Linked DNA regions of Homo sapiens: all the other regions are linked to region 5. The links are chromatin loops, found by intact Hi-C in ENCODE. Cell type or tissue: mammary epithelial cell. All regions are shown on one strand.

Region 1 (5,000 bases), 160 kb before region 5:
GAGAAAATTATTTGATCACCCCAAAAGAGGCAGTATAAATGTTTAATGAATTTCAACCTCTGTTCATGTTAAAAAACTTTCAGTAAACTGGGGATAAAAGGAAATGTCCTTTAGCTTGTTAAAAGGTAACAAGAAGCCTACAGTAAACATGATGAAATGCTAAAAACAAACCCTCTTAAGACTCAGAACTAAAAAAACCTACGCACTCTAACCATTACAAGAACATCATTCAGTCTGTCAAAGAAGGATCCATTAAGCATCCATGAAACTCAGTTTCAGATCCCAAAGTGAATCTGTGCTGCCATACACAACATGTTATTAACAGGCACTTGGAGAAGAGATGCATCAGGCACATTCACTTTATTCCAGGCCAGGCTACAAATGTGACTTACAGTCAAGTTCATTCCTCTCTAAAAATTATTGTACTACAAAATCTGAAGGACAAAAAATGAATAGCAATTTACTTTAAGGGTAATGAACTTTAAGAGAGGAAGAAAAAACAAGAGGAAAAACGAGTATATAAAATCTCTTAATTTATCTAGCATCCTTAAGGAATTGGTAGTTTTTGTTAAATCAAAATTCCAGAAAACTTAGCCCATCCCTTTAAGCTCTGAATCCTCAATAATAACCACCGAAGCAGACGTTCTTGACATTCTCAAACAGCTTAGGCTGTTTCCTCCTTCAGAAGACACTACCCAGTTGACCTTTTCCTGATGACTCCAGCACTACACATTTTGTTCTGTCAATTACAGCATGCTAGCCTACCACAATACTGATGCCCTTAGGGGCTATCCAGAAGCAGAGGATTCTTCAGGTACAGGAGCATTTTCTTAAATGTTGCTGCTTCTTGGGTTTTAACCTCTTTGGTTGATGTCAAGTAAGTGAGAAAGCAGTGTATTCCAAAATTCTTAGAGATACATTTTTCTTAGTGGAGCTTCTTCAGTTGAATTGCAGGGCTTTCCTCAACTCAAGATATAATGAGATACGGTTTAATAAAAGCCAAAAATATATACGGCCAGTACTATAGGAATATTTTTCTAAGTTCCTCCACCCAGCACATGTAAACATCATAAATAACACAATGAGAAAACTCACAAGATTGGGAAGGCTGAAGGAAAAAACATTTTTTCAGCTGGTCTTTCAGGATAAGTGGCACATGTCTGAACATGTCAAATTACATGTCTTTTCCCCTCTCCTTGTGGGGAGGAAATCACTGGTATAAATCATGGCTTTCAAACACAGTATTTATCTTCTAAAAATAAATTGAGTTGTGAAGAATTACATGCTAAGACTATATAAAACATTAAGAATGTACTTTTTTCTTTCTTCATTATTTTCTTAGAGATGGGGGTCTCACTGTGTTGTCCAGGCTGGAGAGCAGTGGCACAATGAGATCATGGGAGTTTTGACCTGCTCTGTTTCTGACCCCTGGGCCAGCTCACCTCTGCTTAGACAATTTGGTGGTCCCCACTCCCAGGAGGTCACCATATTGATGCTAAACTTAGTGTGGACACCTGATAGATCGGCATAGTGTACTACAGAGCCCAGGACTCCCGAGGGCAAGTGATCCTCCCACCTCAGCCTCTCAAGTAACTGGGACTACAGGTGTGTGCCGCCATGTGTGGCAAGGGTGTACTTTTGACTAGATTACATTTTAGCTATTTACGGTATAATTTTAGCAAACTTTTATCACTATCAATAAACATATACTGAGGACAAATAAGGTACAAGGCTAAATGTGGCCTAAAGAAAGGAGTCTAAATCACAGGTTTTTATCCTCAAAGAGCTTACTCTATTCAACTGAACAGATACGGCACACCCAGCAAAACAAAAAAGACACATGTTAAGCACATGGGTTTGGATTAAATGATGTAGGAATTTATTAAGATTTTGTAGTTGAAGAGATAGATAGAACTTAAAAGTATAATAAAAAAACAGATAATGTTCAAGGTCAAAACAAATTTATCAAGGTCAATTACTCAGTTTTTATAGTAGACATTAGTGGATGTTAGCAGCCCAAATAAAATCATAACTGAAACAAATGGCGTAATTACACGTCATGGAAGTTTTTGGTTGCTGAATGTAGGACCCTGTATTTGGCTATGTGAGCTTTAGAAAGTCCTTTAACTGTGCTGAGGCTTGATTTCTAACCTATAAAATGGGTTTTTTCACTCTGCCTATGTCACAGGGCGGTTAAAAGTTTCAAATGAGACTCTCTTTACTTCTATCATGCAAAATACCATATATTTGTATTAGGGATTTCGTTTTGAAGTAATAGTCCCTCTAATCTTAATAAAAAGTTCTAAGCCAAGAGACAACCTATAGTCACCAATAAAAGTAATCTGCCCCACTTTTGGGCAGGCATAAAAGTTATTAAATATGTGATTATGAAGCTTGATATTATCCATGACTGTAATTTCTATTACTTTTACAAATATCAAACCAGGGATTTTGGTCTGTCTCATTTTCTGTGTACTATCCAGTATCTAGAAGAAAAATCACTGTCACGTTTTTGATGCGTTTTATGTCACATAGATATCACGTGGATGACCATATTAATAGACAAAGGCAGTAGGAATAGAATTTGGTAATACATGCTTTAAATAAAGGTAGGGTGGAATAAGGATGAGGGTAGAGAGAGCTGGATCACAATTTCTCAAAGTGTGACAAGACTATATCCAGGCCCCGCCCCAGGCCCACACACTCTATCTCTGAATGTTAACAAGGACTCTGCATTGAAAATCCCCGCTCCACACTCCCATGGGGACTCCTGTGCACTTTCAACTTTGAGAGGACAGCACTCTTGAGTGGAAATCCAAGTGCCCAGTGTTGTTTGTAATCGATTTGGTCACCTACAGAATTCCTCCCCCTTCACCTCAATTACCTCAAGGATCTCTGTATCACCCCAGTGTGTGTGTGAGAGCTTTGAATTTTAGACCCATCAGTCTCAAAGGCAGAGTATAACAAGAAGTAAGTCCAAAATGCACAGGCAGACTTCAAGGAGGAATCACCCAAGAAAAGAAATACCTGCATTCTGGTTCCCTCCTCTCTTCCTTTCAACACCCACGGGCAAATAACTCATCAATCCCAGGAATCCAAAACTCCTTCCTTCTCAGGGGGCTGGGTGGACTGGAGACAGGCTTATTTCACAGCTGAGACTGGGGCTACCCATCTCCCAATTCTCCAGGAGAACTAGGATATTTGTCTCCCAACTCAGTTAACTGTTAATACAGTATGTTACATAAGCCCCTTGGATAAAAAACAAGGATTGAGGGGGAAATATTAGATAAAGGAATTTTCTTTTACAGTTCATGGTATAACAAATAGAAGTTTGCTAAGAGTTTCAAATACTGAATATATACTCGACCCCACACTTCCTCCCCAATTTCCCCATAACCCTTGCAGAAAATCAGCAAGATGCTGTTTAAAAACACCAAAAAACCATTGAAATAAAAATGATATCTAGGCCAGAGTTCACAAATTGGCAGGCCTGCAGGGTGATTTTGCCCAGAGAAGTTTTGTTTAGTCTGCAGAGGTGTTGTTTTTAATTTGAATTAGTTGCCAACTTAAAAAAAAAAGTCTACAATTTTTACATAAAAAACCAAGTAACCAAATTCTTCTGCACAAGTACAGGTTGTTAGTACAAGGTAACAATTGCCAAAAGCTCAGCGGCAGCTGTGTCCTCCAGATGAGTCCCCGGTGGCAATAGAGGCCCACTCCAGAGCCAGCCCCCCACAACCCCGTCAGTGCTCACCCCTTGAGCCCTGTGTAACACAGGCGTTCGTGTTCCTTGGCCTAACCAAGGAATAAACAGCAACCAGCCATATTTTGCCGTTCTTAATGGTGACTTTCAGAGCAAAACGGGAAGGGGATCAGAACCAGACAAAGGGACCTTATTTTTTCCCCTGCATTTCATCTAGAAATAAAATGACCTCCAAGTAAATACTGGTAGGCATCTGGAATGGACCAGGCCTGGGAAAGGTATACTCATATATTCTTCCCACTCCCGCCCCATTGTGGCCCCCACACCGATCCACCTAACACAAGATAGATAGATATGAAATACCATGGCCACCATCTTGCATCCTTTGGTAATATTGTTGACAACTACCCCCCTATCCCAGAGAAACTTGAAATAAAGACAGGCCCCCAGCACATCTTCTATAAAAGAAGGCCACAAGCATCCGAGATTCTAGAATACCACAGATAAAGAGGTCAGGTTTGGAGTGTGCAGAGAAGGTTCCCTTCACACACTTTTTTGACAAATGAATGACTCTGGACAAGTTACTCCTGATGCCTCAATGCCTGTAGAAATGTAAAAACCACCTGCAGTGTAACCAGGAGATTTCTATTTCAAAAGCAGATGTACAAATAAGGTCCTTAGCTAATCTCCTACTGTTAAAACATGTTAAAATCAGATAAGTAATATTACCTTGTATAAATCAGCAATTGTCCCTTATATGTAAGTGAAATGGTAATAACTGAAGTTCAATTCTATTAATAGTAGGCAGCATCCAATGAGGAGTCAGGAACCTGCCCTCAGTGAGGGACAAGACTATCCTGGCAAGTCATTCTTCCTCTAGTTCTGTGAGACGGGAGAATACCAGTTACCTCTCCCTTACCTACTTTATAAGGATGTCGTAGTCCATCAACCATCTGGAGTACCTTGGGAACAGGGTGGTATATAAACAGTCATATTCGTATTATCATTAGTCTTGCCTCACAAGCTGCCTCAATGTAATGATAACTTTTTAGGAACCTGGTAAATAAGACAAACTGCTTCCCCTCTCCCAGTGAGAAAGGATAGGAGTGAGGGAGACAATTAAGGAAGAAGCCCAGATCAACACCCACCTCTGTTCTGATGGATACTGGTTTTCAGGCATCATCTTTGGCATCTGCAGGGGCTGATGTGGTGGTCGGGGGACCGCAAATGTTTGCTGCTGTGGTCCAGGCTCTGGAAGCGAATGGGGGGCGGGGGCGGGGCCCACACCTTGAACTGG
Region 2 (5,000 bases), 300 kb after region 5:
ATTTTCAAATAATAACCCTATTTTCACTGGCTGTTCTTGATAGACACTCTGTCCCCTCAACTGGAACATCAGAGGACCCCGTCTTTTCTACCTTTAAAAATTTTCAGGGGCTTCTACAGACACTATATGCACAGATCTCCAGCCAATGTGTTGAATGTATGTGTTAGAAAGCAGAACAATGACTTTGGGAGCAGAAGTAGCCTGGACTGAATCCTGGCTCCTCCATCCACCAACTGGTGAATTTGGGCACATTTTAAATTTCTCTCAGTTTCCTTATTTATAAAATACCGAAAAACTACCTCTCACAGGGTTGTAAGGAGAAAATGAAATAATGTAGGCACTCAATAAATGGTAGCAATTATTACTGTGCCTGTTGAATTAATGCAAAACATAAGCTAAAGGAACCACCACATGTCAGTATGACTTTCTAACCTTTTAATGAGATCTCATTTTGTTTGGCACAAAGATCTAGATTGGTGATCTGGCAGATGGGTAGCTTTGTGTGACTGCCCACTGTGGCGAGCACTGTATTGCTGGTCCCTAGAAGCATTTAAGGAGAGGCATTATAGTCAGCAGTGGGATGCATGCCAACTGTTTTATTGATGATGCCTATTTGGACCACAAGGCCAGCCAGCATTTGGGCCCCAGGAAGAATATGGCCCCATTCATGTCATTACTCCACAATGCGGCGGAAAGACTGGACAGCTGGGGAGGCTGCACCCCAATCGATGGGCTTCCGGTACTCCTTCTTGTCCAGGAGGTACTGCCTGCCACGGTAGTTGGGTAGCTCATAGAAAATCCAGACACCCTCCAGCACCTTACAGGAGTGGATCTCTCGCATGTGAAATTGCTCCATGATGGAAGGGCAATCTTCGGTGGTTTCATACATCTGACCACTAAAATCCCCTTTCTCAAAGATCTGAATCTTATACTGGCCTCCACTAGGCTGAAAAGACACAGGAGAAAATGAACAGAAACCATTATGGAAATCACCAGCAGGTCAAGAACTTAGAGAACAGTATTGCTCAGAACTTATCACCTTGAAAGCTAGATGATCTGAACTCCCATCTCACCATGTACTGACTAAAACAGCTAACTTTCAATAAGAAAAAATTAATTCTTCAAAACACTCAAGAGGCAGAGACAGCACCCTGGAAATTAGTGTAGTCATTCTAGTGATGAGCTGCTCTAAGATGTTACTCAAGCCTCAGCAGCCAACAAGCAGCTACTCATTAAGAGGTAGAGAAGACTCAAGAAAATGTTCACCTAAAAGCAAGAGAAAGCGGACAGAGGGCGTGGGAAACAGAGGGAGTACACAGTCCCCAGACTCACCAGATGAACAGCTCTGCAGGAGCTGAGGCGGTCGTTGAGGCCCATCCAACGCTGGTATTCAGGGTACTCTCCCTGTGGTAAGATGTACATGTACCCAGCAAAGTTGGGCCTTTCATAAACAGCCCAGGTGCCTCCTTCCACTTTAATGGAGTTGCAGCGACTTAGGTATGTGTGGAAATCTGCACAGTCGCAATCACAGTCATAGCGACGGCCTTGAAAATTTTTGTCTTCATAGAAAGTAATCTGAAGTAGAGGGCCAACAGAGAAAGAGCTGAGGAGCTGGGTGGCTTAATTCACAGATAAAAATTAAGAACATAATGCCTACTTTAGAAATTCCTTTCACCTCAATTTTGAGGAAAAATATGTAGCTGTACGTCACCTTACAACATTGCTTTCTGACAGACAACTTCAGTTGTCAACAACAGAAATGAGTTCTTCCTGAAGGCTGAACATGAAGCAAAACAGAAGAGGGCTCTAATAGAAGTGAGCAGTCTCAGACTCAAGTTCATTTTCCTTCCTTTATGTTCCCACAGCTCTCTGTACTTACATCATATTATAAATTATCCATTTATATGTCTACCCCTCCCACCAGAATCCTAGCATACTTTTTCCAAGGGCAAGTACCAAGCCTTATTTGAGCTATCAATCCTCTGTGCCCATCACTTGACTTCAATAATTGTTTCATGAAGATGACTCCTAGGTGATATGGAGGATACATAGAGAAAAATAAAGCATGAACCTTAGCTTTACAGAGCTTATTTTAGATAGATGTAGAGCTTTCATACATGAAAATGTATCATATCATGTTCTTTATTATTAGTTTATTGCCAACAGAGTAGTTGCAAAGTAACAAAATGATAAGAATCCTCTTTGCCTCCAACGCTTATCAAGTTTCTACCACAATGCCTGGGGTAAGTCTCTGATGGCACTGAAAAATATGCAGCCCTGTGAAAGCAGAAACAGTAAGTCTGGACTACAGAGCTCCCTCTCTACAATTAGCCTTACTATCTTCATCCAGCCACCTCTCTGAGCTTCAGCTTCCTATTTGAAGACTACAGCAGACTGGAAGTTCTGGCTTTAAAACAACTCTCAGAGCTTTTCTGGCTGAAACAGGAGACAGAGTTCCTAGGAACTCCCAAGGATTCACCAAGCAGTTCCTGAAAACCACGATGAAAACTACAAATGAGCTACAGAGCTTGTCCCTTGTTATTCAATAATTCCACAATCTTTTCATCTTTTTTTTTTTTAAGATGGAATTTCAGATCAATGCTAGGTTATAAACTGAAACCACAGGTGTCATGCTTCGAACCGTTAATTACCTGGCATTATGCCGCCACCTTGTGGCTGATTTACTTTATGGATTTCACGGGCGAAAACTATGTGAGTCATTTCAGATGAAAGGAGCAGAGCCGGATACTGTCTTGAGAGGATCTTTGAGCTGAGCATTGAAGGATAAGTAGGTGTTTTCCAGAGGCAAATGAAAAGGAACAAACATGTTTAAAAGAATAAAGTGAAAGAACATGGCCCATTATAGGGACAATAAGTAGTTCATTAAGTCCAGTACATATTGAATATGTGGTGAAGTACTAGAAAATAAAGCCAGAAAAATGACACCAGAATCATGCTGGAATCCCTTTGGTGATTATGAGTGAGTTGGACTTAGTAGTGTGTGCCTAGAAACGGATGGCTGCTGTGGGCCAGGTGAGAGATGATGAGGGCCAACCAAAAGGCAACTCCAATGTGAATGATGATGAGAAAACAGTAAAGAACTTCAGGATTTGGTGACTAATTAGATGGAGGGAATGAGAGGAAGAAACGAAGAATGACTCATAAAAAGCTATAAAATCTCATTCTCCTCTATCCTGGGTAGTTCTTTCTATCTAGATACTAATATACTAATAATTGTTTCCCTCCACCTTAATCTTTCCCTTCCCTTCCCATTTATCTCAATTATTCTCTTTCCTGTTCCCTAAAAGGGTCCCTTTTCCTTCCCACCCCTAAATCATCTACTTCCTCTCCTTTATCCCCTGCCCAAATTTCTTTATGTGTTTCAGTTCCCTTCCCATCTTAGCACAGTACAGATTTAGATATATGGTACCTCAGTTTACGGATGAAGAAAAAAAAGAAAAGTCTCAATACTACTGCTTTCTTGCTACGTGACCTTGGACAGGGCAATGAACCTTTCTCTACAGCTCTTCATTGGCAAAACAGGATGATAGTGTCTCTTGCAGACGGTATGCTCTGAGGGTCCAAGGGGATGTTGATAAAGTACTTAGTTGAATAGCTGACTCATGATTAGCAATAAGCTTTTGCTACAGTTTTTACAGATGAAGAAGTTAAGTGATTGGCCTAATGTCACTACCTAGTTACAAGTTAGTTGCAGACAAGCTGGTGGGCTGCAGTGCAAAACTCCTGGTGAGTAAACTATTGTTCACTTTATTTTCCTTTGCTGTCTTTCTGCCTGCCCAGTTAGCTTCGTTTAACATGGCAGCACTTACTCTCTTGGACAATGACCAAGGCTGGGCCTAAGCCTCAGGGGCTCTTCCTCATGACCTGTGGAGAGATCTTTAGGAAAGTCAAATAACTTCTCTAAGAATGGATAGATTCTAAACTCCTTAATTCATATGTTCTATTTGCCTTTGGTTTTTGACCAAACAAGTCACTAAAAAGAGCCTTTGCAAAAGATATCCTATGGGAAATGAAGTTAATAATACCATCTATTTCACTTCATAGTTTCTCACATTTACTGCCTTCTGCACATTTGCGTGACTAATTATCAATATCTGCTAAGTAAAAAGATACATGATGCCTGATACGGTCACCTGATGTCCACCCTCCCAGGAGACCAGCCAACCATCCAAAAGTTGAAACAAAGCCCTCATCCTGTTGCTATGGAATCATTACTGAGCTCCAAGACTAAGCTCTCCTTTCAGTGGGAGACCTTCTATATCTCAGAGCCAGAGAATGTTGCACCTAGCTGTGCTCAATTTCTTTTTGTAGAATAACCATGAAATCCATGCTATTGTCAGCCTAGAGGTTTTGACCTTTGGGCAAAATATTTTGTAGAGAAGGCTAAAGAAATGTGCAGAAAGTTTTCCTAGAAATTATTACAAAATTCCTATCATTATCAGGTTTATTTTTGGAAAAATGGCCTACTAATCCAATGCAGCAGAGAGAAAAATATCTTGAGTATCCCAGAAGTAATGAAAACATACTTAGTAAAATCTATTCCTTTTGCCAAGCCCATAACTCCTCTGATTAAACTGCTATCAAGATAGTGGGAAAGGAAGAAGCAATGAGAAAAAGTAAGAAATAATTTACTATCTCCTTTACCCTAGCAAGCAAAAGTTATTTAACTAAATGAACGACTCATCTATAAATAAAAAAGAGTACACTATTACTACTCTGCAAATCTTTAAAAGCAGATGTTTTCATCTAAGATGGTTGTAGAACAGCTTTACCTCAAGATACATGGATATCCCTCCTCTAAGGACCAAAAATTCTTTTTTAGTGGGATTTGCATGGTATATTTTCAAGAACCTCAGAGCACTGAAGACACTAATTTTTCTCCCCAAACCTCCTGAATGACAAGCATGATTATTAGTTCTATTTTCCAATGAAAAAAAAATCAAGCACTAATAAATTACAGAACAAGTTAACAGGTACCT
Region 3 (5,000 bases), 240 kb before region 5:
AAATTTTATTTGTCTAATAATTTAAAAAATTTTCTAATATTTAATTTTGTGGGTACATAGCAGGTATATATATTTATGGGGTATGTGAGATATTTTGATATAAGTGTACAATACATAATAATCACATCATGGAAAATGGGGTATTAATCCGCTCAAATATTTATCCTTGTATTACAAACAATCCAATTATGCTCTTCTAGTTATTTAAAAATGTACAATTAAATGAGTATTGATTATAGTCACCCTGATGTGCTATGAAATACTAGGTCTTATTCATTCTTTCTATTATTTGGTGCCCATTAACCATCCACCCCAACCCCCACTACCATTCCCAGCCTCTGGCAACCTTTGTTCTATTCTCTATCTCCATGAGTTCAATCGTTTTGATTTTTAGATCCCACACATTTGTGAGAACATGCCATGTTTGTCTTTCTGTACCTGTGTCTAATAATTTGATTCTAGTGCATTTTATCAAAGTATTGGTATACAATGCAATGAATTGGAAATTTTAACATAAAACTCTTTGACCACAGAAGTTTGACTTGAATTCTCTTGAAAAAGTTCAGTCTGGAATATCTTCCCATAAGTTTATAAATGCACTTTCTGGAGTAAAAAGATGTTTGAATCCCCAGCTGAGAGTGTGTGCTTCAAAAATGGAAGAGAATCATAAAAAGAAATCACAACTTTAATTTATATCTTAACGGTTCATGATTTTCATGGAGTAACTGGTTAAAATAGAAATTTCTGGCTTCTGACCACCAAGTCCAGATGTAATAGTGTGTACTTGATATACTGAACAGGACGATAACTTGGAACACTTAAGAGGGGGAATTGGTTTCAAGCACTTCCTCATTTTCTTGGTCTGTAAAATGAAGAGGTGAGACAAAAAAAAAAAACTTTCAATGTTCCTTTCAGATCAGTATAAAACTGAGTACTTTTATAATTCTATAATTGACTATTAAGTTTAAACTTTTCTAATAAAGATATCTGCTGGTATATGACAAGGAATAACAACAGGTCTTTGAAAAAAGTAGATGGATAGTAACTATTATTAGTCATTGTTATTATTTTTTACTTTCTACAAATGCAACAAATTTTTAGTGGATGGAATTGCCAAATACTGAGTTATTTATCAGAGACTACGTTTCTTTACCGTTAACTAGCTGTGTGACTGAGGATAGATAGCTTCACTTGTTTGTGCCCTCTTCTTTGGACGAGGGGATTAAATTCTGTTGCCAGCATCCCTAAAATGTCAAGCGGTGCTGGGGAGAAGGATGGAGGGCCAAGCGGGTTGGGTACTTCTTGGGAGTTACCCCATCCTCAGCCAAAAGAGCTTCTTTTTTGTGTTTAGAGATGGGTGATATGGTGTGGCTCTGTGTCCCCACCCAAATCTCATCTCAAATTGTAATCTCCATGTGTTGAGGGAGGAACCTGTAATCCCCATGTGTTGAAGGAGGAAGGTGATTGGATCATGGGGGTGGTTTCTCCCATGCTGTTCTCGTGATAGTGAGTGAGTTCTCACGAGATCTGATGGTTTAATAAATGTGCAAGTTCCTCCTTCATTCTCTCTCCTGCCGCCATGTGAAAAAGGTCTTTGCTTGCCCGTCACTTTCTGCCATGATTGTAAGTTTCCTGAGGTCTCCCCAGCTATGTGGAACTGTGAGTCAATTAAACCTCTTTCCTTTATAAATTACCCTGTCTCAGGTATTTCTTTACAGCAGTGTGAAAGTGGACTAATACAATGGACCTTTGAGTAACATTTTATTGGAAGAAATACTCGACTCCCATAAAAAGGCTGGGAAAACTGTTAGGCCATATGATTGCCAATGTCCCTGCTAGCCTTATGCCTGCCTATTGGCATTGTACCATTTAGTGGCAGATGCCTGAATTGCAGGTATATTGTCTAGGTTTGGGGGTGGAAAACTCAAACATATAGAAGATAGGCAAACTATGTAAGTGAATGAAGAGGGCTGGATATAAGCCCGACAGGGAGCTGTGGGGATGTGGTGAATTAGGAAGCACATGCCCTGTCTAAAGGGAACCTCAAAATTCAGCTCCTGCCTATTGTTGCCATGAGGGGGCGTGAGCACTGCTTTAGGGGCCATGCATCCAATATGTATTCTGGGAGCTAAATGTGACTCATCTGCCCCCAAACTGTGGTTGACCTGAAATTCTTAGATTTTTTTCTATTTTTTTTATGCTAAGTAACTAACACACATGATAGCAGGCTGGTAGACCTAATCATCTTCCCAATTGCTTAGCATGGTATTTGGTGCATGGTAAACAGACTATGGATGTTAGCTGTCATTATTATCATCATCATCATTATTACCTAATAATGATGTAGCAGACTTGGATCTGCTAATAATTGCAATGGAATTGTAAGATAATTATACAATTTTGTGCTATTCAAATTTAATTCCCTTAAAAGCCATATCATAAAACTGGAACATTTTGGAGAATTACTGACAACAGGAGAAAAGAAATAAATGAAGCCTCAGTGTGAACTTGAGTCCTAGCCAAGGTAGGTCCTCTGCTACTCTGCCAAGTGTGACCCTTCAGACTCACCGTGGCTCACAATGAAAAATGTGTGGGTGTCCAGCACTATCGCACACTTCGCGTGCTTGCTCTGTGTCTGACAGTCAGACCTACTCCAGCGATCATAAAACAACAGTCACACTGAATGTGAAGGTGTCTGAATGTTTGGCTTCTTTCTCACTCACATGATTATTGCAACTTTACAAGAAGTTAGAATATCTACAGAATAAGGTCTTTTTTCTTACTTTTTTCTAAAAATGTTTTTTCTTGTCTTAATGCCAGATAAACTTGCTTACTTATATGCAATGTAAATGCCCAGAGACTGATTTCAGATACCACTGTGAAATCCTGTCTGAGAATTGACTCTACCTTAAAAAAAGGCTGTAAAACAAAACATAAAAGGAAAATTTAAAAATGCTCTCTCAGTTCCACCAGCCTAACAAAAGCATGATCATTTCTCTGCATTCTCTCTCATACATGCTTTTACATTAAATAAACTAAATAAATCCTGACTTTATTGAACTTGTTAGAGGCTGGTTAAGGGGTGGGTGGTTACGAAAATGAGTTTTCTTATTTTCTCATAGTTTCATAGTTCTCACAGTTTCTACTCTCTGGGGGGTAGGGAGACACTGAGAGGTAAAGGAGAATCTTAAAATGGAATAAAGAGAGCACAGGATGACAAGTGGGGGTGTCTAGGAAGAAGGAAGCATGAAGGGGAAGGCCTGATTAATACCGACTGTGGAATTCTCCAGCCTCGAGGTTCCAAAGCCCCTTTGAAACCTGTTCTCACTGTGGGTTTCTTTTTTAAAGCAGATTTTCTTTCCTTCTTTTCTTTTCACTTTTATTTTAGGTTCAAGGGTACATGTGCAGGCGTGTTATGTAGGTAAATTTATGTCACGGGGGTTTGTTGTACAGATTATTTCACCACCCAGGAACTAAGTTTAGCACCCGATAGTTCTCTCCCTCCTCCCAACCTTCACCCTTGAGGAGGCTCTAGTGTCTGTTGTTCCCCTCTATGTGTCCATGTGTTCTCTCTATTTAGCTCCCACTTATAAGTGATAACATACGGTATTTGGTTTTCTGTTCCTGCGTTAGTTTGCTAAGGATAATGGCCTCCAGCTCCATACATGTAAGGACGTGATCTCATGCTTTTTATGGCTGCATAGTATTCCATGGTGTATAGGTACCACATTTTCTTTGCCTAATCTGTCACTGATGGGCATTTAGGCTGATTCCATGTCTTTGCTATTGTGAATAGTGCTGCGAACATTCATGTGCGTGTGTCTTTATGGCCGAATAATTTATATTCCTTTGGGTATATACCCAATAATGAGATTGCTGGGTCGAATAGTAGTTCTGTTTTTAGCTCTTTGAAGAATTGTCACACTGCTTTCCACAATGGTTGAACTAATTTACACTCCTATCAACAGTATATAAGTGTTCCCTTTTCTTCACAATCTTGCCAGCCTCTGTTATTTTCTTTTAAATAATTTGCTAAGGGCTTCTTTTTTTTATTTTATTATTATTATACTTTAAGTTTTAGGGTACATGTGCACAATGTGCAGGTTAGTTACATATGTATACATGTGCCATGCTGGTGTGCTGCACCCATTAACTCGTCATTTAGCATTAGGTATCTCTCCTAAAGCTATCCCTCCCCCCTCCCCCCACCCCACAACAGTCCCCAGAGTGTGATGTTCCCCTTCCTGTGTCCATGTGTTCTCATTGTTCAATGCCCACCTATGAGTGAGAATATGTGGTGTTTGGTTTTTTGTTCTTGCTATAGTTTACTGAGAATGATGATTTCCAATTTCATCCATGTCCCTACAAAGGAGGTGAACTCATCATTTTTTATGGCTGCATAGTATTCCATGGTGTATATGTGCCACATTTTCTTAATCCATTCTATCATTGTTGGACATTTGGGTTGGTTCCAAGTCTTTGCTATTGTGAATAGTGCCGCAATAAATATACGTGTGCATGTGTCTTTATAGCAGCATGATTTATAGTCCTTTGGGTATATACCCAGTAATGGGATGGCTGAGTCAAATGGTATTTCTAGTTCTAGATCCCTGAGGAATTGCCACACTGACTTCCACAATGGTTGAACTAGTTTACAGTCCCACCAACAGTGTAAAAGTGTTCCTATTTCTCCACATCCTCTCCAGCACCTGTTGTTTCCTGACTTTTTAATGATTGCCATTCTAACTGGTGTGAGATGGTATCTCATTGTGGTTTTGGTTTGCATTTCTCTGATAGCCAGTGATGGTGAGCATTTTTTCATGTGTTTTTTGGCTGCATAAATGTCTTCTTTTGAGAAGTGTCTGTTCATGTCCTTCGCCCACTTTTTGATGGGGTTGTTTGTTTTTTTCTTGTAAATTTGTTTGAGTTCATTGTAGATTCTGGATATTAGCCCTTTGTCAGATGAGTAGGTTGTGAAAATTTTCTCCCATTTTGTAGGT
Region 4 (5,000 bases), 300 kb before region 5:
TTTTTATTATTGAGTTATAAGAGCTTGCAATTTGGCTCTTGTTTGGTAAAATAGTCATCCAGAACAGAATCAATATTTGAGGTACCTGAGATCCAGAGATTTGGTGATGACTCAAGTGTCAAGTGACTAAATAACTTCTGAATGAGCTGTCCCCTTTTTCTGAGAACACCTGTACTCCCAACACACACCTAAACCTGGACTCCTACTCAGATCTCTGGCCTTATCTTACTTTTTGGCTTAGATTAGATCTCTTGTTTATACATTCTTATGGCACCCCTTGACATTCATATTACTCACAACTATAATTAAAGAATAATAATTATATAATTATTTTATTTTCATTATTATTTCTTTGTGGGTTTTTTTTTTTTTTTTTGAGACAGAGTCTCGCTCTGGCGCCCAGGCTGGAGTGCAGTGGCGCGATCTTGGCTCACTGCAAACTCCGCCTCCTGGGTTCAAGCAATTCTCCTGCCTCAGCCTCTGGAGTAGCTGGGGCTACAGGCGCCCGCCACCACGCCCGGCTAATTTTTGTATTTTTAGTAGAGACGGGGTTTCACTGTGTTAGCCAGGATGGTCTCGATCTCCTGACCTTGGGATCTGCCCGCCTTGGCCTCCCAAAGTTCTGGGATTACAGGCATTAGCCACTGCGCTCAGCCCTATTTGCATTATTATTTCTGTGAATATAGTTTTTATGTCTGTCTTCCACACTAGATAATAAGTTCCTTAAGGGCAGGGCCAGTGCCTCTTTTGACCACTGCCTTATACGTAGTGCTTGGCACACAGTAAGCCTTTAGTAGTACTTGTTGAGTGATTAAAAGAAAGCAACGTATGAATTTAGAATTGATTGGGTAGGCATCAGGGTGCCTTTAGAGGTCCCTGAGCAGGAGACTAACTTGCTAAAAGTAGGCAAGATTGTCCTGGCAAAGATAGGAAGGTCAGGCTGCAGGTCTTGTGTCATTCATGTCTGTGTCTCCAGCATCTAGCGCAGGGCCATGCTGTTGAATGAGTGGCCATGTGGGATATGGATCCAGTACTGTAAATATGAGGCAGTGAGGATTAGATTCCCAAGGCAGCAAGAATGAGGACTAAGCAGGGAGTAGGGAGACTATGAAAGGGTGGGCTTGACTGGCCAATGTGATAGGAATATGGGGAAAGGGATAGTCAGAAATGACTGTAAAAACCTTGAGCCCTAGGCTGAGTGAGGTGGCTCACATCTATAATCCCAGCACTTTGGGAGGCTGAGGCAGGTGGATCATCTGAGGTCAGGAATTCGAGACCAGCCTGGCCAACATGGTGAAACCCCGTCTCTACTAAAAATACAAAAATTAGCTGGGCGTGGTGGCAGGCACCTGTAATCCCAGCTACTCAGGAGGCTGAGGTAGGAAAATCGCTTGAACCTGGGCAGTGGAGGTTTCAGTGAGCCGAGATTGCACCACTGCACTCCGGCCTGGATGACAGAGTGAGACTCCATCTCAAAAAACAAAAACAACAACAACAAAAATGTCTAGTCCTGGTAGGGGAGATATATACAGAGAAAATAATGCACCCAACAGGGAATGCTGTCTAACAGGCTTACTCCTGTAGCTTAGAGCCAAGCCAGAGGCTGCACTCAAATTTGTTTGTTGTTGTCTCCTTCCAGAGTCATAGACTCTCTCCTCCAGCATTTCTTGTTTAATTTTCAACTTCTGCCCTGGGATTCACTAGTGCATTCTGTCTTTAGTGGGGTTTTTGTTTTTTTTGTTGTTGTTTTGTTTTGCCTTCTCTCATTTAGTCATTCAACATACTGGATAACAGGCAAGGAGCAGATCACAGATGACCATGTATGCCTAGCTAAGGAGTTCAGATTTTATTTAATGGGCAGTAGAGAAGTATTGAGGGGTGCTGAAAAGGTGAATTATACTTTCAATTTTAAGTTTGAGAAAAGTGGTGGCAGTGTGGTGCATGGGTTTGAGGAGTGATATGAGCAGGGAAGATTGGAGACCGGGAGCAGGTGAGGAGCCAGGCTTCTGTTCTGAGCTGTGCCCGGTGTACCTAGCAAGGGTCAGTAAGAGCTGAGAGCCGGGCATTGTGCTCTGTACACCCGAAGGAAGGGCCTCCTTTTTCACATTCACATGTCATCCTTTGGGCCAGTGGCAGCCAGGCCAGGGGCCCAGTTCCTAGACTCTTTCAACAGTCCAGACAAGGAATAAAAAGAGCAAGCAAGTGAGTGAACCTGACCTAAGGCAGTGGCCAATGAGGTTAGAGAGGATGGAGATGACTTGCTGTGCTAGTTGCTCCCAATTCATACTTTTTGCCTGCTCTGTGAAAACAGATCTGGAACCTTTCAATATTTTTCTTTCCCAGATGGCACAGAAGCTTTGTCAGAATTGGACAGGCATTACAGGAGGAAAGCTTTTACTTCCTGATTCCTGTGTGTGTGCCACAGGCTCCTGCATCACATGAGGCTTCCCCAGGGACCAGCTCCTGCAGAGCATAGCTCTCTCCAACACTGAGCTTCTGTAGTATGCTGACAGTGTTTCTAGTTTCCCGGCTCCTGCAGTGCCTGGCAGTCAGCAGCACCTAGTAGCCAGCAGCTGCCTCTAGAGCACCGGTTCCCACCCCTGGCCAGGTTTCGTAACATTTGCAGCTTCTTCAGTGTCTGGCTCCTGCAGTGTGTAGTTCCCAGCAGCAACCAGCAGAGGGCAGCCTCTCCTGGAGCCACATCAGATAGCTTTGTAGGTGAGATGCACCCCATAAACAACTGTCCCTGACACCTTAAAGGTTTCTGGAAAATCCCAGGGGCAGGTTTTCATGAAGTTCTGCCAGTGTGGCATCACGGCAAGTTTTCTGTGTTCCAGAGATCCATGGCTGTGCCCGCTCCAAAGTCTGAATCTGAGCTCTTGAGGGAAAAGGAGGTTCTTCTTGGGCACTCTATCTCAGACCTAGAGCTAGGGCTCCTCCTTGTACCTGCTATTCCCATATTATTAAGAGTTCTCTTTACTTCTTACTAGTTAATCCGTCATTACCCCATCCTCACTTACCTCAGTACCCCTATTACTAACTTATAGTTAGTAATTACATATATGTAACTTCCCCTATTCAAATTACTGTGTATTTGATCTCTCCTGATTGGAGACATCAGAATTCAGAATGGACAGACTGATTCAGAATTTTTGCCAGGAGTGGTCTCTCAAAATACTACTGAGATGTGGAGGTGAAGGAGAAACGGAAGCTAGAGTAACTGCTCATCATTTTATCCCTCCTGACCTCATTTTTCTTCCTAGCTAATGGTATCAGTGGTACCATCTCCAAATGGAGACATCAAGTGAGTACTGGTTAGAGCAGTCTGGGGCTCAGGGGATAGCTGGGTGGAATATACGGAAATGAAATTACTAGTATAGAGATAGTCAAGGAAACCTTACTTTGTGTAAGTGAGATCTTCAAGGGAGTGGTGTAGGAGTGCTCTCAGAGAACTAATGCATCTCTGTATAAAAAGTGACTGAACACCCACTCACTACTTGGAAGTATGAATGTGGAAGTCAAAAACTTTGAGACTTCATTAAGGCAGGTCTTCACGAACCAGCTTAGGACTGAGTGGAAATTAAGAACAACATTGAGTTACTATGCTGACTATGGCTACGTATTGTAGATAATTGAGTTGAAACAACCAATCACTTTCAATGTTCTGAACCCTAAAAAAGGTGGATCACCTAAGGTCAGGAGTTCGAGACCAGTCTGGCTAACATTGTGAAACACTGTCTTTACTAAAAAATACAAAAATTAGCCGGGCGTGGTGGTGCATGCCTGTAATCCCAGCTACTCGGGAGGCCAAGGCATGAGAATCACTTGAACCTGGGAGGCAGAGGTTGCAGTGAGCAGACATCGTACCATTACACTCCGGCCTGGGTGACAAGAGTGAAACTCTGTCTCAAAAAAAAAAAAAAAAAAAAAAAAAAAGAGAGAGAGGCCGGGTGCGGTGGCTCACACCTGTAATCCCAGCACTTTGGGAGGCCGAGGTGGGCGGATCATGAGGTCAGGAGATCGAGACCATCTTGGCTAACTCGGTGAAACCCCGTCTCTACTAAAAATACAAAAAATTAGCCGGGCGCCGTGGCGGGCACCTGTAATCCCAGCTACTCAGGAGGCTGAGGCAGGAGAATGGCATGAACCCGGGAGGCGGAGCTTGCAGTGAGCCGAGATAGCGCCACTGCAGTCCGGCCTGGGCGACAAAGCAAGACTCCTTCTCAAAAAAATAAAAAAAAAAAGAGAGAGAGAGAAGAATGAAATAAAAGACTTTCTCCAGATACTTAAGATAAATCTGGGAAAGAGAGGAAGAGAATAAAAATTAGAATACCCAAATAACAAAATTTAGAGCTCAAACATTAAACATATGAAGAAAATGTTTTGTCTTAGAATTATTATTATGTTACTAATATAGGGTGGGGATAAAAATTCAAACAATAAGAAATGTGCAAAGTGAAAAATGCAAACCCTATTTTCTATCCTCTCTTTCCCAGTCTCGCTCCTCAGAGGTCACCCTAGTTAAAAAATGTAGTGCATAACCTTCTAGACCTTAGATAGATAAATTTAAATTTTTATTTTTATTTTTTTATTATTTATTTATTTATTTTGAGACGGAGTCTTGCTGTCTCCCAGGCTGGAGTGCAGTGGCAAGATCTCGGCTCACTGCAAGCTCCGCCTCCCGGGTTCATGCCATTCTCCTGCCTCAGCCTCCCAAGTAGCTGGGACTACAGGTGCCTGCCACCACACCCGGCTAATTTTTTGTATTTTTGGTAGAGATGGGGTTTCACCATGCTAGCCAGGATGGTCTCGATCTCCTGACCTCACGATCCACCCGCCTCGGCCTCCCAAAGTGCTGGGATTACAGGCATGAGCCACTGAGCCCAGCCTTAAAATTTTCTTTTCATAAACAAATGGAATCATGCTATACATATTTTTTATTTTTTAATTTTTATTTATTATTTTTTTGAGACAGAGTCTCACTCTGTTGCTCAGGCTGT
Region 5 (5,000 bases):
AAGAAAAGGGAATCAGCAACGTGAATGATTCCGGTTTCCTGGTAAGTGTTCCGGACCTGACTAGTCACTCTCCCTTGCTGAAAACAAAACAAAACAGAACAAAACACAGCAATGACAACTCCCAAGATTTAACCTCAAGATTATCCCTGAGAGTCCAAACCTGGGCAGTAATGGTAAAGGCTTCCGGCCAAGCAGTAACTACTCTTTGGAGAACCTCAGTTCAGCTGAGTAAAATAGGCCTTGTTTGATAATGCCGTTTACATTTCCAAATCCTGGGTATCAAGCTTTCTTCCTATGCCTTGCGGCCTTTCCTAAGTTTAGCCGCTGGTGTAATGGGGTAACCATGGCAACAACCACCTGCCTATTTAAAACCATCTCCAATGCTAAATAAGGAAGCCTGAAGAAAATGGCTGCTTGCCTGCCTCTCAGTGGACAAATTGGGCACTCCTGGGTATTTTAGACATGGGCGAATAGGCAGGGTAGAAGCAGTATGTATGCAAAGTTCTTCATAGGAAGCGTTCGGTGACCTTGTGAAATAGGTGCTACCTCAGCCCTTCTGTCTTCGTTTGTTAGGCGAGCACGCAGGTTTACGTGCAAATCCGTGGGCCTGTCACCATGTCATCCATGCTACCTTGACCTCAGTCAGGTGAAGAGTGAGCTGAGAACCTACCCTCAGAGAGAAGTATTGTTTATAGGATCTCGGAAGGGAGAAGGAAAAACAGTTCTACAGATCACAGTGAATTTGTTCATACTTTGCATTAAAATGCACGCTACAATCTTTTTTTTTTTTTTTTTCTGACGGATGTGTCTTTCTAATTGTACTTAATCATGTGGGTGATGGATGATTGCTCTATTTATGTCATATGTTGGCCTGCCTATTGATTTTTGGCATATGGAGAAATTTCTCCCTCCCTCTGCTTCCTTGCTTTCTGGGAATTACAGATGTTTGGTTTCTTTCCTCTGCCGAGACCATACAACTGATCACACTGAACATCTTGCTCTTCCACAAGTATACTGCACCCTCTCACTCCTTCGTATCTTTTCGTACATTTGCTTCCTTCTCCCTGTGTTGCCCTCCTCTTTTTCCGTGTCTTGGTTCAGGCGTCTCTGTCATTGGAAAACCCTCCATGCCACGTTTCGTGTCCTTGGTTTTTGCTCCCATAGGTCACCTCCAGTTACATCACTTAACACAAACCATTCTGCACATCTGCTTTCCAGCCTGTTTCCAGCACCAGGCTGTGAGTCCCCTACATGCGTCTGTCCAAAATGCCTGTAGAACAGTGTCTGGTGTGCATTACGTTTTCAAAAGATCTGCTGAATGAATGGATGAATGAATGAACAGAGCCCCGTGGCTTTCACAAGCATATGGCACATGTGCATGAGTACGTATAAGGATACTTGTGTGAGGCCGGGTGCAGTGGCTCAAGTCTGTAATCCCAGCACTTTGGGAGCCTGAGGTGGGTGGCTCACTTGAGGTCAGGAGTTCGAGACCAGCCTGGCCAACATGGTGAAACACTGTCTCTACTAAAAATACAAAAATCAGCTGGGTGTGGTAGTGGGTGCCTGTAATCCCAGCTACTTGGGAGGCTGAGACGGAAGAATTGTTTGAACCCAGGAGGTGGAAGTTGCAGTGAGCCAAGATCGCGCCACTGCACTCCAGGCTGAGCAACAGAGCGAAACTCCATGAAAAAAAAAAAAAAAAGATACTTGTGTGAAAAGAGGACCTTAAAAGCCTGAGGAATGGGTTGAAGAGGAGTACTTTTTAAAAAAGTGGTTTGTGTGTATCTGGGAGTGCAAAAGACCGTTAGAGGAGATCATCTGAACTGTAAGTTTGTGACTATAGTATCAGGGGCTGGAAGTACACGTGTTCCTAGTGTGCAGTGAGTGTGTATAGTCTGTGTGTGTGAGAGCAAGAAGATGCTGTGGCAGGATGCACTTCCTAAAAGGTTCGTTCAGCTGCTATCGGATCCCACAGATCGCTCTTTCTGAAGCTATAGTGTTCAGTTTCTGACCTCTAAAAAGACCTCCTTCTTCTTGGTTGACTTCTCAGGCTGTGGGGTCAGGACAAAGAGTAGGAATGAAAATGGCCAGTGATGAAAATGATGGGTCCTGGGCTTTAAATGAATGTCTTCAATGAACACTCTAACCTCTCTTTTAAGGACAATTCTTGCTTGTAATCCCAGCACTTTGGGAGGCCGAGGAGGACGGGTCACTTGAGGTCAGGAGTTTGAGACCAGCCTGGTGAACATAGTGAAACCCCATCTCTACTAAAAATACAAAAGTTAGCCAGGCATGATGGTGCACGCCTGTAGTCCCAGCTACTCAGGAGGCTGAGGCAGGAGAATCGCTTGAACCTGGGAGGAGGAGGTTGCAGTGAGACAAGATCACGCCACTGCACTCTGGCCTGGGTGACAGAGTGAGATTCCATCTCAAAAATAAATAAATAAATAAATAAATAAAAAGACAATTCTGTGGGCTAAATAAAAGTCAACACCTTTAGGCTCAAAAACAAAGTCCAAATCATTATCCATTCTTCTCCCAACCTACCTAGGGTTGGGGTGGGAACAGTGTCTGAAATAGTGGTCATCTTGAAATAGTACAACAAAGAAAAAGAAAGAAAGAATGAAAATTGACTAATGAGAAGATACAGACAAAGAAGGAAAGAGGGAGAAAGGGGTAGCTATACGTCAGTCACAACTAAGTTCTGGCAAATTTCATCCTACAAGGAAGAAGGGTTTGCTTTCTCTTGCAAATGATCTGGTTTCCTCTTTCCTTTCATTTTTGAACCTAACTTGGTGACTTCACAGAGTGCCCAGGCTGAGGCTGGGACTTAGTGGGTTCCGGGTCTCCAGCCTTTGCAGGTACCTCTCTGCTGCTGCCCTCTGCTGTCGGGGGAGGCAAAGGAGACACCCTTCTGGTCCTCCTGGTCCAAGTCCCGGAGCTGCCACCTCCTCCCATTTGAGACCGACAGAAGCTAGGGTCTCTTCCAGCCTCCCTGCTCTTCCCCAAAAGAATCATGAGGGGCTGGGGTTGGAGGCGCTGTACTTGGAAGCAGCAGAGACTCAGGACGGGGGTTCCAGTTAGACAAGGGCAGACGCCCTCCCACCTCCTCCCCTGCAAAAGCAGGCCCTTCATACCCACCTCCTGCCCTCCAGCCCTGCCCTCTGCACAGATCCTTTGGGAGAGGACAGGCAGTTAGCCTGCGCCAAGTTTCTGACACTTTTTTTTTTCTTGGAAATGGAAACCCTCCTTCCGGCAAGTGGCAGGAAGGCCAAGTCCCCAGCGGCCCTGGCTGGGAAAATTTCCAGAGAGCAGGTGAAAGGCCTCTGTTCCGCCAGGGCCACACTGGGTGGGTGGCAGCGCAGCCGGGCCTGCAGCTTACCTGCTGTTGAATTTTTCAGGATGTTTCTCTCTCATCACATGGAATCTGTGTGCAATGGAAGCGTCCTGAAAGTGAAAGAGACAAAGCAGATCCTTGGTGAGTGGTCATGACAGTGCAGTGCGGAGGGAAGGGACGCACGCATGCACTCGCTGAGTCATGCCAACCCTGGGACTCTATCTATCGCATGGTGGGGCTCCAGGTCACATCCGCGGAGCCAACAGAGGCTCAACACTGCCTCCAGGGGGATGAGCTAGCACCACCAATACTCTTACAGCCTATGCCAGTTGACTCTGGAGTCCTTGCTATTTCACTCTAGCCCGGACCCGCTGAGAACAGATAGATAGTTCAGGGGTGAGTGAAGGGGAAAGCCTTTGCCCTCTGGGGAGACTGAGAGTCTGTGAGCAGTTAGAGATCAGGAGCCTGTGTCTGGGGCTGAGCATGAGTCTCTGGAAATGACTTTCCATACTAGTTCTTTTTAAAATAGTTTTTATTTTGGAATATTTTGACTCACAATTAAGTTGCAAAAATAGCATAGAGTTCCTAGGTCCCGTTCACTCAGCTTCCCCCAATGATAACATTTTATATAACTATAGGATATTGTCAAAACCAGAAACCTGACATTGGTAGATGCTATTAGATATTAAGTCTTAACCATCCACACCAATAGAAATAATTAGTGGCACTGGATAACATGCTTACTAGATAATAAAACAAAATTAAACTCTGGCTTCTGCTTCTTGATCACTTCACTCGAAGGACTCCCTCCAAGGCCAATAAGAGTCATTATTACATCATGTGGACACTGCCCTCCTATTAGCACATCCCTTTGCCACACTAGCGGCCCCCTGCACTCCAGCACTCACAGTTAGGATGGCTGTCATGCACTGTGCTCCTGGGCTCTCCATCCTCTGACCACAACTCCCTAACCCTGGGTTCTACCTGCGGCCCCCACTCCACACCGTGGCCATCTCGTGAGTTCTCGTGGCTGTTACCAGCATCTGAATGATGATAGCTCCAAAGTGTCAATCTCTAGAGCCAACCCTAAGCCTCAAACCTGAAACGGAACTTGTCTTTCCTCCTCAAACTCGGTCTTCCACCCTCGACAATGGTCTCATTTTCCAGCAGAAGAATGTGTAACGCCCCTTCACCGCTCAGGCCCCATACTGGTACTTTGGGTGCAGGTGCTGGGCTTCAGAAATAAACAGGCTAATTGAGCCGGAGATGGGGGGTGACACAGAAACCAGGGAGTTGACTAGATTTGTTTTGCAATGAAAAATATACAAACCCATTTACTGGAATACATGGCTACAAAACACTTGAAATTCCATGCAGTGAATTTTGAATTTTCATCAAATGCATATTAATTCTATTTCTTATATGAAAATTTCTGTGTTTTTTTTTTTTTTTTTTGAGATGGAGTTTTGCTCTTGTCGCCCAGGCTGGAGTGCAGTGGCATGATCTCGTCTCACTGCAACCTCTGCCTCCCAGGTTCAGGCAATTCTTCTGGCTCAGCCTCCTGAGTAGCTGGGATTGCAGGTGCCTACCATCACACCGGGCTAATTTTTGTATTTTTAGTAGAGACGGGTCTTCGCCATGTTGGCCAGGCTGGTCTCGAACC

What was found. Peaks named below come from ENCODE experiments on the same cell type or tissue, not always from the same donor. Only the 100,000 strongest peaks of a DNase experiment are listed, where the experiment ranks them.
Region 1: a loop joins it to region 5, with 2.5 times the contacts of the local background. A loop is called at or near these places in 4 of 110 quality-filtered maps.
Region 2: a loop joins it to region 5, with 9 times the contacts of the local background. A loop is called at or near these places in 82 of 110 quality-filtered maps.
Region 3: a loop joins it to region 5, with 9 times the contacts of the local background. A loop is called at or near these places in 7 of 110 quality-filtered maps.
Region 4: it touches region 5 in a loop (10-fold over the local background); 3 of 110 quality-filtered maps call a loop at or near these places.

What each region holds. Positions count from the first base shown.
Region 1 is chr3:186,074,966-186,079,965 of GRCh38, forward strand. It overlaps ETV5 (ETS variant transcription factor 5), which reads right to left. Exons shown (of 13, transcript NM_004454.3): 7 at 4,852-5,000. ETV5-AS1 (ETV5 antisense RNA 1) reads left to right here and starts at 4,205. Exons shown (of 2, transcript NR_046594.1): 1 at 4,205-4,376. LOC124909470 (a long non-coding RNA gene) reads right to left here and starts at 4,844. Exons shown (of 2, transcript XR_007096205.1): 1 at 4,067-4,844; 2 at 1,857-3,249. RefSeq lists a silencer at 2,602-2,797. In mammary epithelial cell, no CTCF peak of the experiment used is centred here; no DNase peak of the experiment used is centred here; H3K27ac peaks cover 900 bases.
Region 2 is chr3:186,538,023-186,543,022 of GRCh38, forward strand. CRYGS (crystallin gamma S) reads right to left here. Exons shown (of 3, transcript NM_017541.4): 2 at 1,333-1,575; 3 at 421-946. The coding sequence ends at 674. Among named protein-coding and RNA genes, the nearest start is that of CRYGS, 3.9 kb to the right of the region's middle. In mammary epithelial cell, a CTCF peak has its summit at 2,678 (motif pointing left); DNase peaks (open chromatin) are centred at 2,689 and 3,089; H3K27ac peaks cover 271 bases.
Region 3 is chr3:186,001,209-186,006,208 of GRCh38, forward strand. No RefSeq gene overlaps it. Among named protein-coding and RNA genes, the nearest start is that of TRA2B, 66 kb to the left of the region's middle. In mammary epithelial cell, a CTCF peak has its summit at 2,068; no DNase peak of the experiment used is centred here.
Region 4 is chr3:185,941,020-185,946,019 of GRCh38, forward strand. No RefSeq gene overlaps it. Among named protein-coding and RNA genes, the nearest start is that of TRA2B, 5.5 kb to the left of the region's middle. In mammary epithelial cell, a CTCF peak has its summit at 2,677 (motif pointing right); DNase peaks (open chromatin) are centred at 122 and 2,662; H3K27ac peaks cover 57 bases.
Region 5 is chr3:186,239,122-186,244,121 of GRCh38, forward strand. DGKG (diacylglycerol kinase gamma) reads right to left here. Exons shown (of 25, transcript NM_001346.3): 20 at 3,383-3,447. Among named protein-coding and RNA genes, the nearest start is that of DGKG, 120 kb to the right of the region's middle. RefSeq lists an enhancer at 3,133-3,182. In mammary epithelial cell, CTCF peaks have their summits at 439, 2,890 (motif pointing left) and 3,616 (motif pointing right); a DNase peak (open chromatin) is centred at 3,560; H3K4me3 peaks cover 885 bases; H3K27ac peaks cover 629 bases.